Regions from separate parts of the Homo sapiens genome. Here region 2 is linked to region 1. A link is an interaction called in ENCODE POLR2A ChIA-PET data of the cell type or tissue named here. Cell type or tissue: OCI-LY7. All regions are shown on one strand. Links, peaks and the distances in the headings refer to the core of each region. The heading gives the core; the rest is flanking DNA.

Evidence for each region. Peaks named below come from ENCODE experiments on the same cell type or tissue, not always from the same donor. Only the 100,000 strongest peaks of a DNase experiment are listed, where the experiment ranks them.
Region 2: POLR2A ChIA-PET joins it to region 1 with 7 read pairs; 6 of 35 experiments call an interaction of 5 or more read pairs at or near these places.

The regions. Positions count from the first base shown.
Region 1 is chr17:19,349,034-19,356,154 of GRCh38, reverse strand. All of the region lies in intron 3 of B9D1 (B9 domain containing 1), which reads left to right. Among named protein-coding and RNA genes, the nearest start is that of MIR1180, 8.0 kb to the right of the region's middle. In OCI-LY7, for the core only: no CTCF peak of the experiment used is centred there; no DNase peak of the experiment used is centred there.
Region 2 is chr17:19,281,196-19,289,154 of GRCh38, reverse strand. It overlaps EPN2 (epsin 2), which reads right to left. Exons shown (of 11, transcript NM_014964.5): 2 at 7,078-7,200; 3 at 5,441-6,205; 4 at 3,365-3,535. The coding sequence starts at 6,035. Among named protein-coding and RNA genes, the nearest start is that of EPN2-IT1, 14 kb to the right of the region's middle. RefSeq lists an enhancer at 2,917-3,465 and a silencer at 4,352-4,491. In OCI-LY7, for the core only: no CTCF peak of the experiment used is centred there; a DNase peak (open chromatin) is centred at 4,454; H3K4me3 peaks cover 704 bases.

The sequences.
Region 1 (7,121 bases), core at 2,122-7,121:
ATGCCACTGCACTCCAGCCTGGGTGACAAAGTGAGACCCTGTCTCAAAAAAAAAGAAAGAAAACTCTTTGGAGAAAGATAACATCTCATAGACATAAAATTATTTCTATATATTTTTTCAAATGTAGTATCTGGCATATAATGAGGCACACAAGAACCAAGACAACATAAATGATAACCAGCAAAAATAAGGCAATAAAGCAATAGAGATAAACAGAATCTCTAGACACTGAAATTGTCAGATATATTTTTACTATGATCAAAAGAGATAAAACAGACTGAGAATTATGGCAGAGAACTAGGAAGCCTGACTTTTTTTTTTGAGACTGAGTCTTGCTCTGTTGCCCAGGCTGGAGTGCAGTGGCACGATCTCAGCTCACTGCAAGCTCTGCCTCCTGGGTTCATGCCATTCTCCTGCCTCAGCCTCTCGAGTAGCTGGGACTACAGGCACCCACCACCGTGCCCGGCTAATTTTTTTTTTTGTATTTTTAGTAGAGACGGGGTTTCACCGTGTTAGCCAGGATGGTCTCGATCTCCTGACCTCGTGATCTGCCCGCCTCAGCCTCCCAAAGTGCTGGGATTACAGGCGTGAGCCACCACGCCCAGCCGATTTTTTTTTTTTTTTTTAATTGCAGACAGAGTCTTGCTCTGTCTTTCTGAGTAAAGTGGCGCCATTTCAGCTCATTGCAACCTCTACCTCCTGGATTCAAGCGATTCTTATGCCTCAGCCTCCCCAGTAGCTGGGACTACAGGCATGCACCACCATGTCCGGCTAATTTTTTGTATTTTTAGTAGATACAGGGTTTCACCATGTTGGCCAGGCTGGTCTTGAACTCCTGAGCTCAGGCAATCCTCCCACCTTGGCCTAAGAAAGTTCTGGTGTTACAGGCTTGAGCCCCATGCCTGGCCATATTTTTTAAACATTGTAATAGAAATTCTAGAATTGAAAAATATGATAACCAAAAGCAGGAATTCAGCAGATTAAACACAGCTGAAGAGATAACTATATACTGAAAGGTCAAAGGAAAATATCTACAGTGAAACCCAAGAATAGAAAATATAGATGAGAAGGTAGGAGACAGAGAATACTGAAAGTCTGCCATATGGAATTGGAATCCTGGAAGGAGGGGGAGAGGACAAGCTGGAGACAATATTGGAAGGGATAAATAGCTACAATTCTTTTCAAAAATGATGAGAGACATCAAGCCACAAATTCAAGAAGACAAAACTCAAGCAGGATAAATGGAAGAAACCCACCCCTAGGTGCATGATAATCAAACAGTTGAAAACCAAAGACAAAAAGAAAATCTTTTTTTTCTCTTTTTTTCGAGACGGAGTCTTGCTCTGTCACCCAGGCTGTAGTGCAGTGGCGCGATCTCGGCTCACTGCAACCTCCGCCTCCCAGGTTCAAGCAATTCTCCGCCTCAGCCTCCTGAGTAGCTGGGGATTACAGGTGCCTGCCACCATGCCTGGCTAATTTTTGTATTTTTAGTAGAGATGGGGTTTCACCATTTTGGCCAGGCTGGTCTTGAACTCCTGACCTCATGATCCAGCCACCTCAGCCTCCCAAAGTGCTGAGATTACAGGCATGAGCCACTGCACCCAGCCAAAAAGAAAATCTTGAAAGCAGCTAGTACACAGATGTATGCATTTGTCAAAATCCATTGAATAGTACACTTTAAGATTTATGTTTCATTATGCATAAATTTTATCTCAAAAGAACTGTGAACAAATATTGAGCTCTATTTGCTGACATGCATAGTGAAGTATTTTGGGGAAAGTGTCCAGAGATCTGTGATTTACTTTGAAATTCCTCACAAGTAGGAAGAGTTGACTGAGGCATGGGGAGAGGCAGTAAAGCAAGTAGACTCAGCTGTCAGTGGTGATCCGGTAGTGAGTCAGCGCCAGTACATTGGAATTCTTTTAGCTTTTCAGGAGGAGTGGAGTATTTTCTTTGACCACAGTGAACTTAAGCTAGGGACCAATAGCAAGGATAATGAGAAAAATCTCCATATGTTTGAAAAATAAGAAAATAACTTCTAAAAACAACCCATATGTCAAAGAAGAAATACTGATGGAATAATGGAATTTTGAATTGAATGATAATAAAAATACTGAGCTATTTGAATTTGCAGGGGGCAGTTAAAGTCATGGATAGAGGGAAATTTTGTCATTTTATTTTATTTTTAATTTTTATTTATTTATTTAATTTTTTGAGACAGAGTTTTGCTCTTGTTGCCCAGGCAGGAGTGCAATGGCACGATCTCGGCTCACTGCAACCTCCTGCTCCTGAGTTCAACCGATTCTCCTGCCTCAGCCTCCTTAGTAGCTGGGATTACAGGCATGTACCACCACGCCCGGCTAATTTTGTATTTTTAGTAGAGACAGGATTTTTCCATGTTGGTCATGCTGGTCTCGAACTCCTGACCTCAAATGATCCGCCCACCTCGGCCTCCCAAAGGGCTGGGATTACAGGCGTGAGCCACCATGCCTGGTCGTATTTATTTATTTTTTGAAATGAAGTCTCGTTTTTGTTGCCCAGGCTGGAGTGCAATGGCGGGCGGTCTTGGCTCACTGCAAACCTGCCTCCCGGGTTCAAATGATTCTCCTGCCTCACCCTCCCAAGTAGCTGGGATTACAGGCGCCTGCCACTATGCCCAGCTGATTTTTTTTGTGTTTTTATTAGAGATGGGGTTTCACCATGTTGGCCAGGCTGGTCTCAACTCCTGACATCAGGTGATCCACCCACCTCAGCCTCCCAAAGTGCTGGGATTACAGACCTGAGGCACTGCGCCTGACCAATTTTGTAATTTTAAATGCATGTTAGAGAAGAAAATAGGCTGAAAAATTAATGATTTCAGCATCTCTCTTAAGAAATTAGTGGCTGGGTACGGTGGCTCATGCCTATAATCCCAGCATTTTGGGAGGCTGAGGCGGGTGGATCACGAGGTCAGGAGTTCAAGACCAGCCTGGCCAACATGGTGAAACCCCATCTCTACTAAAATACAAAAAATTAGCCAGGTGTGGTGGTGGGCTTCTGTAGCCCCAGCTACTCAGGAGGGTGAGGCAGGGGAATCGCTTGAACCCAGGAGGTGGAGATAGCAGTGAGCTGAGATCGCGTCACTACACTCCAGCCTGGCGACAGAGTGAGACTCCATCTCAAAAAAAAAAAAGAAGTAGTAAAAGAAGGCTGTGTGTGGTGGCTCACGCCTGTAATCCCAGCACTTTCGGAGGCCAAAACGGGTGGATCACCTGATGTCAGGAGTTCGAGACCAGCCTGGCCAACATGGTGAAACCCCATCTCTACTAAAAATATTAAAAATTAGCCAGGCATAGGCTGGGCGCAGTGGCTCATGCCTGTAATCCCAGTACTTTGGGAGGCCAAGGCGGGCGGATCCCCTGAGGTCGGGAGTTCGAGACCAGCCTGGCCAACATGGAGAAACCCTGTCTCTACTAAAAATACAAAATTAGCCAGGCATGGTGGCACGTACCTGTAATTCCAGCTACTCGGGAGGCTGAGGCAGGACAATCACTTGAACCCGGGAGGTGGAGGTTGCAGTGAGCCAAGATCATGCCATTGCACTCCAGCCTGGGCAACAAGAGCGAAACTCCGTCTCAAAAAAAAAAAAAAAAAAAAAAAATTAGCCAGGCCCGTGGCAGGTGCCTATAATCCCAGCTAATGGGGAGGCTGAGTGAGGCAGGAGAATCACTTGATCCTGGGGGGCAGAGGTTGCAGTCAGCTGAGATTGTGCCACTTCACTCCGGTCTGGGCGAAAGAGTGAAACTCAATCTCAAAAAAAAAAAGAAATTAGTAAAAGAATAGCAAGTTAAACCCAAAGAAAGCAGAATAGAATGAGAAACAGCAGAAATTAATTCATTAAACAGAAAGCACACTTACAACAGAAGAGATGAAAGAGGCAAAAGTTGGTTTTTAAAACTGAAAACCCCAAGTTAAGACGATGAAAAAACAGGCTAAGTGGGGTCACTCACACCTATAATCCCAACACTTTGGGAGGCTGAGGCGGTAGGATCGCTTGAGCCCAGGAGTTCAAGACTAACCTGGGCAACATGGTGAGACCCTGTCTCTACAAAAAATAGAAAAATTGGCCAGGCACAGTGGCTCAAACCTGTAGTCCCAGCTACTCGGGAGGCTGAGGTGGGAGGATTGTTTGAGCCTAGGAGTTTGGGGGTGTAGTGAGCTATGATCATGCTACTGCACTCCAGCCTGGGTGCCAGCGCTAGACCCTATCTCTAAAAAATAATAAGAAGAAACAGAAGACAGAAATGGCAGGAATGAAAAAGGAACATGTTACAGATCTTGCAGACAGTAAAAAGATAAGATATAAAGAACAGCCATTTGCTATACATTTGGCAAGGTAGATGAAATGGTCAGATTCCTAGAAAAAGATAACTACCAAAACTGCAAAAAAGGAATAAGAATCTGAGTAGTCCTATGTCTATTAAATTGAATCTATAATTAAAAATGTTCTCACAAAGAAAGTTCCAAGTCCGAGTGTCTTCATCACTGAGTTCCACCAGGCATTTAAAGAATGACACCTTCCATGGCAGAAGTGTAAGAAAAAAAAGAAGAGGAAGTAACGACAGATTTACACAAACTCCTAGAATTGAAAAGATTAAACATTCCCCAGCTTTTTTAGGTCAGCATAGTTTTGATTCTAAAGCCTGCTGAGGACATTAAAAAGAAGAAACTCCTTCATGAACAGAGTTGCAAAACTCCCAAACAAAATATTCAGAAACTGAATTCAAAACTCCTAAATGAAATATTCAGAAACTAGCAAGATAAAAAAAGGATAATATAATACATCATGAGAAGTAGGGTTTATTCCAAAAATACAAAGGTTTTATGACATCTATAGTTGGCCAGGCACAGTGGCTCATATGGAGGCCGAGGTGGGAAGATTGCTTGAGGCCAGGAGTTTGAGACTAACCTGGGCAACGTAGCAAGACCCTGTCTCTAAATAATTCACCACATTAAAAAGAAGAAAAGTCAGAGTCAGGCCAGGCACCATGGCTCACACCTGTAATCCCAGCACTTTGGGAGGCCGAGGCAGGCAGATCATTTGAGGTCAGGAATTTGAGACCAGCCTGGCCAACATGGTGAAACTCCTTCTCTACTAAAAATACAAAAATTAGCCGGGTTTGGTGGCGCACGCCTGTGATCCCAGCTACTTGGAAAGCTGAGGCAGGAGAATCGCTTGAAACTGGGAGGCAGAGGTTCCAGTGAGCCAAGATTGCACCACTGCACTCCAGCCTGAGTGACAGAGCAAGACTCCATCTCAAAAAAAAAAAGAAAAAAAAAATCATGATCATCCCCATAAATGAAGAAAACACATGGTAAAATTCAACTCCCATTCATGATAAAAGCTTAGTAAACTAGGAATAGAAGGAAGCTTCCCTAACCTGATCAAGATTATCTATGAAAAGCTTAGAGCAAACATCACTTTTACTGGTGAAATGTTGAAAGATTTTTTCTGCAACCTCGGCCTCCTGGATTCAAGCGATTCTGGTGCCTCAGCCTTCCAAGTAGCTGGGATTACAGGCATGCACCACCATGCCCGGCTAATTTTTGTTTTTGTTTTTGTTTTTATTTTTGAGATGGAGTCTTGCTCTGTCTCCCAGGCTGGAGTGCAGTGGCACGATCTCAGCTCACTGCAACCTCTGCCTCCTGGGTTCAAGCAATTCTGCCTCAGCCTCCGGAGTAGCTGGGACTACAGGCACATGCGACCACACCCAGCCAATTTTTGTATTTTTAGTAGAGATGGGGTTTCACCATGTTGGCCAGGCTGTTCTTGAACTCCCATCCTCAGATGATCCACCTGCCTCAGCCTCCCAAAGTGCTGGGATTACAGGTGTGAGCCACCGCGCCTCGCCTAATTTTTGGATTTTTCATAGAGAAGGGGTTTTGCCACGTTACCCAGGCTGGTCTTGAACTCCTGGCCTCAAGTGATCTGCCACCTCAGCCTCCCAAAGTGCTGGGATTACAGGCATGAGCCACTGCTCCCAGCCTGGTCTTTTTTTTTTTTGAGACAGAATTTCGCTCTGTCGCCCAGGCTGGAGTGCAGTGGCGTGATCTCAGCTCACTGCAAGCTCCGCCTCCCGGGTTCACGCCATTCTCCTGCCTCAGCCTCCTGAGTGGCTGGGACTACAGGCGCCCGCCAGCCTGGTCTTTTTAATAAATGGTGCTGGGACAATTTGATATACATAGGAAAAAACTTCAGCCTGTCCTCATACACACAAGTCAATTTCAGATGGATATGTAGCATAGAGGACTATAGCCATGATATCAGGGTAAGGGAAGATTTTCTGGCAGGACTCCATGAAGGAGAAGATCAATGAAGTTGACTATATTAAAATTAAGGGCTTATGTTCATTCAAAGACATCACTAAAAATGAAAAGATAAGTCACAGGATAAACACACATATACACACTATAAATCAATAAGAAAAAGGCCAGGCCAGGCAAGGTGACTCACACCTGTAATCCCTGCACTTCGGGAGGCTGAGGCAGGAAGATTGCTTGAGCCCAAGAGTTTGAGACTAGCCTGGGCAACATAGTGAGACCCCATCTCTACAAAAAATTTAAAAATTAGGCATGGCAGCACACGCCTATAGTCCCAGCTACTTGGGAGGCTGAGGTGGGAGGATCACTTCAGCCCAGGAGGTTGAGGTTGCAGTGAGCCATGATTGCACCACTGCACTCCAGCCTGGGCAACAGAGCAAGACCCTGTCTCAAAAAAAAAAAATGTTTTTAATGAAGAAAAAAGAAAAAGACCATCAAGTAGAAAACCGGGCAAGAGACTTGAGTAGGTTCTTCACAAAAGAGGACATCCAGGTGACCAAGAAACAGGTAAAGGTCTCAACCTTATTTCAGTAAGAAAAATCTAAAATGAAGGAAAATATAAGTTAAAGCTACAGTGAGCTACCACTATTCTCTCACTAGGACGGCTCAAATTTAAAAGATTGGTAATGCCATGTTTTCGTGAGGTACAGAGGAGCAGGAATCAGATACCACTGCTGGGGGAGTGCTGGCTGATAGGACCATGCTGGCAGCTTGGTGTTACCTTTTGGGAGGGAACATACATGGGCCCTGTGCAGTGTCAT
Region 2 (7,959 bases), core at 1,839-6,838, 67 kb after region 1:
GGAGATCGTGCCACTGCACTCCAGCCTGGGTGACAGTGCAAGATTCTGTCTCAAAAAAAAAAAAAAAAAAAAAAAAAAAACATACCCAGAACCTGGCTACTGCCCAGATTTCTGCAGCCCTGCCAGGTCCAGACCCCCACCATCTCCCACCTGGATGGGGACAGTGGCCTCCTGACCTGGCTCCCTGCTCCCACCTTGCCCATACACACCCCAAGGGATCCTCCTAACCCTCATCTTCCCCCATCTCACTGTGAGTGAAAGTCAAAGAAATTTCTGACATAAACCCAGAAGGCCCAGCACCGGGCCACTGAGTGCATGGTCTGCAAGGTAAGCACAGTGAAAGTGTTTCAAAAGCTCCTAGCAATGACATCGGCACAACATCTAAACATGGACACAAAAGGACCCGTCTGGATGGACTAGGAATTCAAGGAATGCTCCCAACCAGACAGAGTTGAGAGGCCCTGCCCCACACCTCCTCCAGGCCCACCTCTGCCACGCTCCACCCCCACATACTGGCCATGCTCCGTCACTCATCGCCACCTCACTGGCTGCCTTTTCTCAAACACCCTGAGCACACTCCCACCTCAGGGCCTTTGCACAGCTGCCCTTCTGCCTGGAAGGCTCTTTCCAACCTCCACAAGGCTCACCCTCACACTCCTTCAATCCTTGATCCATTCATACTGCAAGCCACCCTCTCTTACCTCCCCAAAGACACTCAAGCAAGACTGTTTTTGTTTTGCTGTTTTCCAGAGCGCTCATTACATAACATGCTGAATAATTTATATTGTGTTTTTCTTTCCCATTACCATATAAGCTCCACGAGGGCAAGGGGCTCTGTTCTGTGCTCAGTGCCTGGTGCCCCATGGGAACTCAATAAATACAGAGCAGAGGGCAGGTAGACCAGGCTTCAAAAGGAAAGCCCAGAGCTGTGCCTGCAGGCAGACGTCAGCAGGCCTGGGAAGGTCTGGAATGCTTCCGCCGGAACAGGAGGACCCCCAGACTGAGGGCAGGGGACACAGCTGGTGGAAGCAACTGAGGTCTGCAACGTCAAAGGCTCTGGGATGGCCCTGCAGGGCCTGGCATCTAAAGGGGCTGAGACTCAGGACCAGGGCATCCTTTATGAAGATGGAGGGTAGGTGAGACTGGGAGATAATGACAGCAGGAAATTGGTCAGAAGGCTGGCACTGAATTGAGGCCATGGAACAAGATGGACAATTCAAGAGACTTCCAAGGTCAGATCTACAGATCTATGTGGGAGGTGAGAGAGAGGGAGGGGCACAGGGAGGATGAGATGACATATGGCACATGAAAGAAAGCTCTCCTCAGACATCCTCATGATTATCGCCAGTCACACAAGAGGCCTTCCCGGCTGTGGCTGCTCTCATGTGAAGAGGGCTTCTGAGCAGTCTGCCTCCTCTGCCTCTGTGGGGTCTGCAGTCCCAAATGCACCCCTCACAAACATCTCTCCTGAATCACAGCCTGCATCTCACCTGACAGTTTTCTGAATGGCCGGCATCATTCTGACCTTCCCACTGCTGATTTCCAAGAAGGTGTGCTCCAAACAAATCCACTGGTGTGCATAGATTAAGCACTTACCTTATACTCAACCCTTTGTGAAGCATCAAGAAAGAACAGAGAAGAAACATGGCCAGAATCTTTGCCCTGGACTCCGACAGCCCCCTACCCTCTGACGGGGAGGGAGTGAGATGTGGAGAGGATGCCACACCCAACAGTTAAAGGATGAAATGCAATCCATATAACACTTGTTTGCTCAAAACTCATCTGGGGCATGAGAAATCTTCAAAGAAAAAAATACTCATTTTTATCTTCAACTCCTATCAGGGCTGAAGGACAACATAAATCCACACGGGGTGGATACCTTAAGCAACTTGCCAGGTTGGGGGAACAGGGGGCAGGTGGTGGGAGCGATATCCAAGCAGAGAGAACGGAATGGCACAGGCGAAGGTGCAGAGGCAGGGCCAAAGACAGCCGCAGTGGGGGAAGATGGCCAGCCTGCAGGCCTGCCAGGCTGTATTTAACATGCAAACGTCCCAGGAAAGCCAGTTTGCCAGCGGGAGAGCTAGAGGGCCAGGGTAACACAAAATTGGCCACCAAGGCTCAAAACAGACCTTGTCAGTTACCAAATGGGTAGAACATGGGAAAAACAAAAAGGGAACTCCATGGAGAGTTCCGCGGGACCTGCTGAGAACAGCAGCCTCTGACTATCTGGGGGGGTGAAATGGGCATGTAACTCCAATGCCTCTGGGTGACCCTTTAACGAATGCTTTTATCATTTACATTCTTTACAGTGCAGAGCTGGCCTTCCTTACGTTTTCTAATGTCAGTTTAGAAGAAGCCAAAATCCTGTATAAACTGTTAGGGGAAAACAGGGACATGAAGGAAAATATCCTAGAGTTAAATATAGTTATTACACAAATACCCAAGTCAAACAAGCTGTAATATTAATGAGGCATGAATGAACTGTAACTGTTTCCAGGGCTGAATAAAGGCTGGTCACCTTATCAGGGAAGTCGCACAAAAGCTCTCTGTCGTGCCCCTTCTTGTAAGAAGAGTAGAAGAGAACAGACACCTTTCTTCCCTGTAGCAGAGAACCCACTTGGGACCAATGGTAGACTGAGAGCATTTTCTTGTAGGAAACAGTGAAAATCTGTTTTCAGTTTAACCTGCTACAGTTGTAAGGCTCTGATCAGGATACATTATTAATTAGTAGAAAGAGAAGCCCCATTTTTAGTTACCCATTGAATTAGGTATCTTCAAACACCGTGACCTAGAATTGACAGTACAGCTAACTCTCTGTTTTCCATGGTAACAGGGATTTCAGGAAGAACAGCAGTTAATTGGGAAGCAAAAAAAAAATCCCATTTTATTCAGGGCAAGGCATACATTACTGCATTAAGGATAATGGCTTCCAATGACCATCACTGAGGATCTTATATTTGTCTGGTGTTGTGAGGTTTAAATCACACATTTCCGGTCCAACAAGCCAAGTTGTCTGACCCACCACCATGGGTGGGCCTGATAGGTGGCAGAGCCCCCTCCAGTTTGTCAGGGAATGGGAGCATGGGGAGAGCATGGGCCATCACCCCATGCCTTACCCAAAGAACAGCTCCCCTGCTAAACCTTTGACAGAACTTCTAGCAAGTGACATGTGATCCTGGAAGCGGAGCACGACCAGGCCACAAGCTCCCAGGAGAGAGGAAGAAAGGGCTCCTGGGCCTGCTGGAGGCCAAACCCCCAGGCCCAGAGGAGACAGGGAGAGAGTTGGCTGTACTGGCATGGCAAGCACACCCCCAGCAAGCTGCCCAGCATTTCTAGTAAGGAAAAAAGCAAACCGCCGTCCCACCTCGGGCTGCGCGGTCACAAGTGAGGCAGGGCTGGGACCAGTCGCCATTTGGGCGGGAGGCCAGCCCCAGGTGCGGCAGGAAGGGGTGGCGCTGGCTCAGTGGCTGCAGCTCCTCACTCTGACCCAGCGGGGCCCCTGTGCGGTGCTGGGGGCACAGCGAGGCCTCAGGCGCTGTGGGGCAGGGACACACACACACACACAGAGAGACACGCCATTAGAGGGTGCGCAGCAGCCCCTGCAGGAGGTACGGGCCAAGGCCACTCGGGGTCAACCCCGCAGCCCACTGCGGTGGAAGCTGTGAAAAGCCCACTGACCACATTCTGACCCTGAACATGCAGCTCAAGCGTAAGGTCTGAGGGAACCAAAAACATCACAGCTGGAACTGCAGCAGTATCATTTAGCCCAGCAGGACCTATGGCTACAGGCCCTGGACTCGGTATGAGGAGGAGGGGTGGATCAAACCAGGCTCCTGCATCCCCACTGTTCCAACCCCTGCATCTGCAAAGTTCCACAAATTGTTCATGGAACATGAAGCTGTTTCAGCTCCTTGCTTAGCATCCTCTGGCTTCTTGAGAATAATGACCATGAAAAGCACATAAAGAGAATGGCAGCTCCCCTTGGCCTGCATCAAAGCCACAGCCACAGTCACAGGGACAGAGGAAGTCAAGGCAGGTTGGGACCAACTCAATCCAAAGAGAGCCTCTCTGGGGGTTGGTAAGAGGATCCTTGAGAGAAATAAAACAATTTCACTTCTTAAAGGGCAATCTTCATTTGTTTTGGTGCAATTTAACCCTGCATTGAGGCTTCTGGAGATTAAGGTTAAATTGTTTTCAAGTGGTTTAACCAAGGTCACAACCTTTGCTTAAGCAAAACAGTTCAAACTAAGAAGAAAAATGACAACTACATATGGGACAAGAATATGTTAACCTGCTCCAAGCTCGGTAATAATTCAGAATTCCTAGAAGCAGGAAATCTGACTTTAATATGCAAATCTCTCATTTAACACATTTCTCAAAATGCTAGTGGTGGCGGTACAATGTCAAATCGAAACCTGCAAAAGCAGGAAATGTTAGTAAATGGTCTGGTAACAGAACACTGACTAAGTAAGGGTTGACTGAGGTCTGTCAAACTACAGACAACTTCCTTTAAAAAGAAGTTTTCTGCTATGCTGACATAGTGTTACTAGGGATCTGCACTTTTGTTTTAGCAGCCAGAAGATATAATTTCTACAATCCCCACCTCCATCCTCACCCTGTCCCCCAAAGGCCACTAGGGCCACCTGTCTCTCTGAGTGTGGGGTCCACACTGTGGCTGGAATAGCACTGTGAAAATGGAGAAACACCTGTTGGGGGACCACTTCCAATGAACAGCCAGGATGCCAATGTGACTCACAGAGACCAGCTTCCATCAGGCCCTGAACTCCACTCTGTTCCCTGAAACCTCTTCTGACCATAAGGCAAAGACCCAAATTAATCCAACATGCAAAACCAGAACTCAATGCAGACCCAGCCATGCAACCAGATCACTAGCAACTCTCATTTGCATGTTTGGCAGGGAGGCCTTGTTCACACTAGCAACCTGTACAAGTTTTTTTGCTGAAGTAGAATAATACTGAGCCATTCAAGAGACCTGAAGCTCAGTCAGCAGAAAAACACTTAATATGAGATTAAAGAAACAAGATTATCAAGAAAGAGCATTTGTTTCCTCCTGGCTACCAGAGTCAACTCCCCATTGTATGTGCAGCAGGACAACTCCTTTGCTGCCAGACCCATTCTGACAAGGAAGCAGAAAAGACCTGCCTCTGCCCACCGTCTGCCCAGATGTACAGAATGAGGCCCAGAGCAGCAAAGGGCGTTAGAGATCCCTGAACCAGAGCAGCCAAGGGACTAAAAGTCCCTTTATAACCAAAACTCAATCCAGACCAAGGACAATTTGCCTGGGCCACCAAAAGCTGGGTACTGAGGACAGGTTCGAGCTCTGCAGTGGCCACCACTCCCTAAGCCCAGAGACACCCACCCTGCCTGTCACCCATTGCTGCTGCTCTGGCAAAGGGTGAGAAGCACTTCCATTACTCACAGCCATGGTAGGAGGCCGGGGAGCCCCCGGCCTTGCCATACTCCTGCTCCGAGTGGCTGGTGGAGAGGTTGGGCTGGCTGGAGCCTCGCCCAAAGGTGATCTGGTTGCTGCCCATGCCAGTGGCAACCTGGGCCATGCGCTCTTTGGTTTTGAGAGCCTGGGCCCTCTCAGCCTTCAACCGTTCCTCGTCCTTGAGGAGAGCCACCAGTTGCTTTGACTTCTCACGCACATTGATGCCCTGGTCCTTGCCATCTCGGTCAATGTACTGGAAGTCCTTCAGGGTCTGGATGGCGAAGATGTTCTCCCGGCACTGCTGGGCCACACGTTCGGAGCCTGTCTTGATGAGGTAGTCCAGCAGGGTCAGCGCCTTGTACACATGCCGCCAGTTCTTGCCATGGTCATTCAGCCGCTTCCACACCATGCTCATGATCTCCGAGAAGGCCACCACGTTGTAGGTCAGGTCGGCAATCTCGGTCATCAGAGAACTGGACGGGCCCCACGGGTCATTGGAGGTGGCTTCCCGGACTTTGATTTCTGCCTCTGAGTAATTGTTCACGATGTTTTTCATCTGCCGTCTGATAGACGAAGTCGTCATTTTTATTTTCTTTGTTATAAGTTTAAAGCCCTTCAAACAGAGAAACCTTCCTGTCCTTGGTAAGTGCGCACCCTATGAAGGTTCAGTCTCCGTAATCAAGCTGGAGTAAGATCCCTGAATGGTCATTTCCTCCTTTGGAGCCTCAGATTCGAAAAGCTGGAAGCCATGACCTAGAGAAAGAGAAAACCCATTCCACTGCGACGTAAGCCCCCTGTGAGGGTGGGAGACTGTGGTCCAGCAGCAGGTACTGGGTAAAACTGGGGAGCTGAGTGGACATACCCAGCCTCCTTAGGACGAACCCAAGATAAAATCAATATCACCAGTCAACAATGAATAAAACTTACACTCAAGTTTAAGCCTTTAGGAGAAAAGAAGTAAACATCATGACTATTGCTCTATTTTCAAAACACTTCCACTGGAATGGCTATTTTATGGGTTGTCTTTTCACTGCCTGGCAAAAGCCAGCTGTGGAAGAATCGGAAACACTGGGGGAAGCTGATCTTGGCAGATTTAAAATTACATGTGAGACCAGATATGGTGGCTCACACCTGTAATCCCAGCACTTTGCGAAGCTGAAATGGGAGGATTACTTGAGGCCAGCCTGGTCAAAACAGCAATACCCCCATCTCTATTTTTTTAAAGTTTATTTAAATAAAAAAAAATACACATGAGGACAAGAAAGAGACTAATTTCAGGTCTATCTTAACTCAAAAATGCCTGTCAATACCTTCAAAACTGCTTTGGTCCACTGTGTTTCCGAATGTCCAGAAAATTCTCCTTGACAACCACTTTTCGCCTGACCTTCCCTGTTCAAGAATTTATAAAGATTCCTAACAGCAATTCTAGAAAAAGGATAAAGACCTCCACTTGGCTTTCAGAAGCCTCCAGCATCTGGCCCAAGCTAATACAGCCTTAAAACTAATCTGGTTATAGCCCAGCCCCTCATTTCACAAAGAAAACTGAGACCCCTGGCTATCTATTAACTCGCTCCAACCAAACACATCATCTATCCCCTCTCTTCCTCCAGATAACACTCACTTACCAGGCTACAGTGAGGTCCACGTCTCTGATATGAGGCTCCTGTCCACAAGTTTGGTAACCTTCATCTGCCTCATCACCAGTGAGCACCCAGCACTTAGCACTGTGCCCGACACAGAAATGAACACTGTTAAATAAATGAATGTTACAGATTAAAAACAGAGTCCCTGCCCTCAAGAAGGCCACAGTCTGGCAGGGGATGAAGGTTCCTTACCTATAAAATGGGAAAACTGAGGCCCTAGAAGTCTCCAGGGATTGCCCCAGGTAGATTAGGACAGCTAGGGCCCGGATAGGAAGCAAGGGGCTCCACCCACCATTCTGACCACCTGCTTGGCTGTCCACCCCCCACCCTCAAACCCTCAGAGGAAGGATTATTTTTCCCACTACACAAGTGAGGAACCGAAGCCTGGAATCACACGGTCAGCTGACTAAGGTCACTCCAGGCCCAGAACCTGCGCCTCCCTTTCTTCCTGTGGTGGTCTTTACTCTCAAGATGTTTCTGCCACAGAAACAACAGGTAGCTCCTACCTTCCTCATCTAAAGCCTCAGATGGGTAATGGGCACATCAAAAAAACAAGCAAGTAAACAAAAGGTGGCAGAAGCAAGGAAAAGCCACAGGAAATGCAATGACTACTCATCACAAACAATCACACAAAAAGAAGGGTTTGCTATTGTGAAATATGTATTTGGTCTTCATCCCGGGCACTTGGCAGGGATTCCAAACCTAAAATCCTCGGAATCTCCACAGTGATGTCTTTTTGCATGTGAATGATTGACTGAGGGCTGGCAGTCCCTAGGCAGCTTCAGGATGGGGCTGGTTACCAGAAAGACCAAGGCAGGATCAGTCCCGGTAAGGGGAGATGGACTGAAGATTAGGTTTATCACC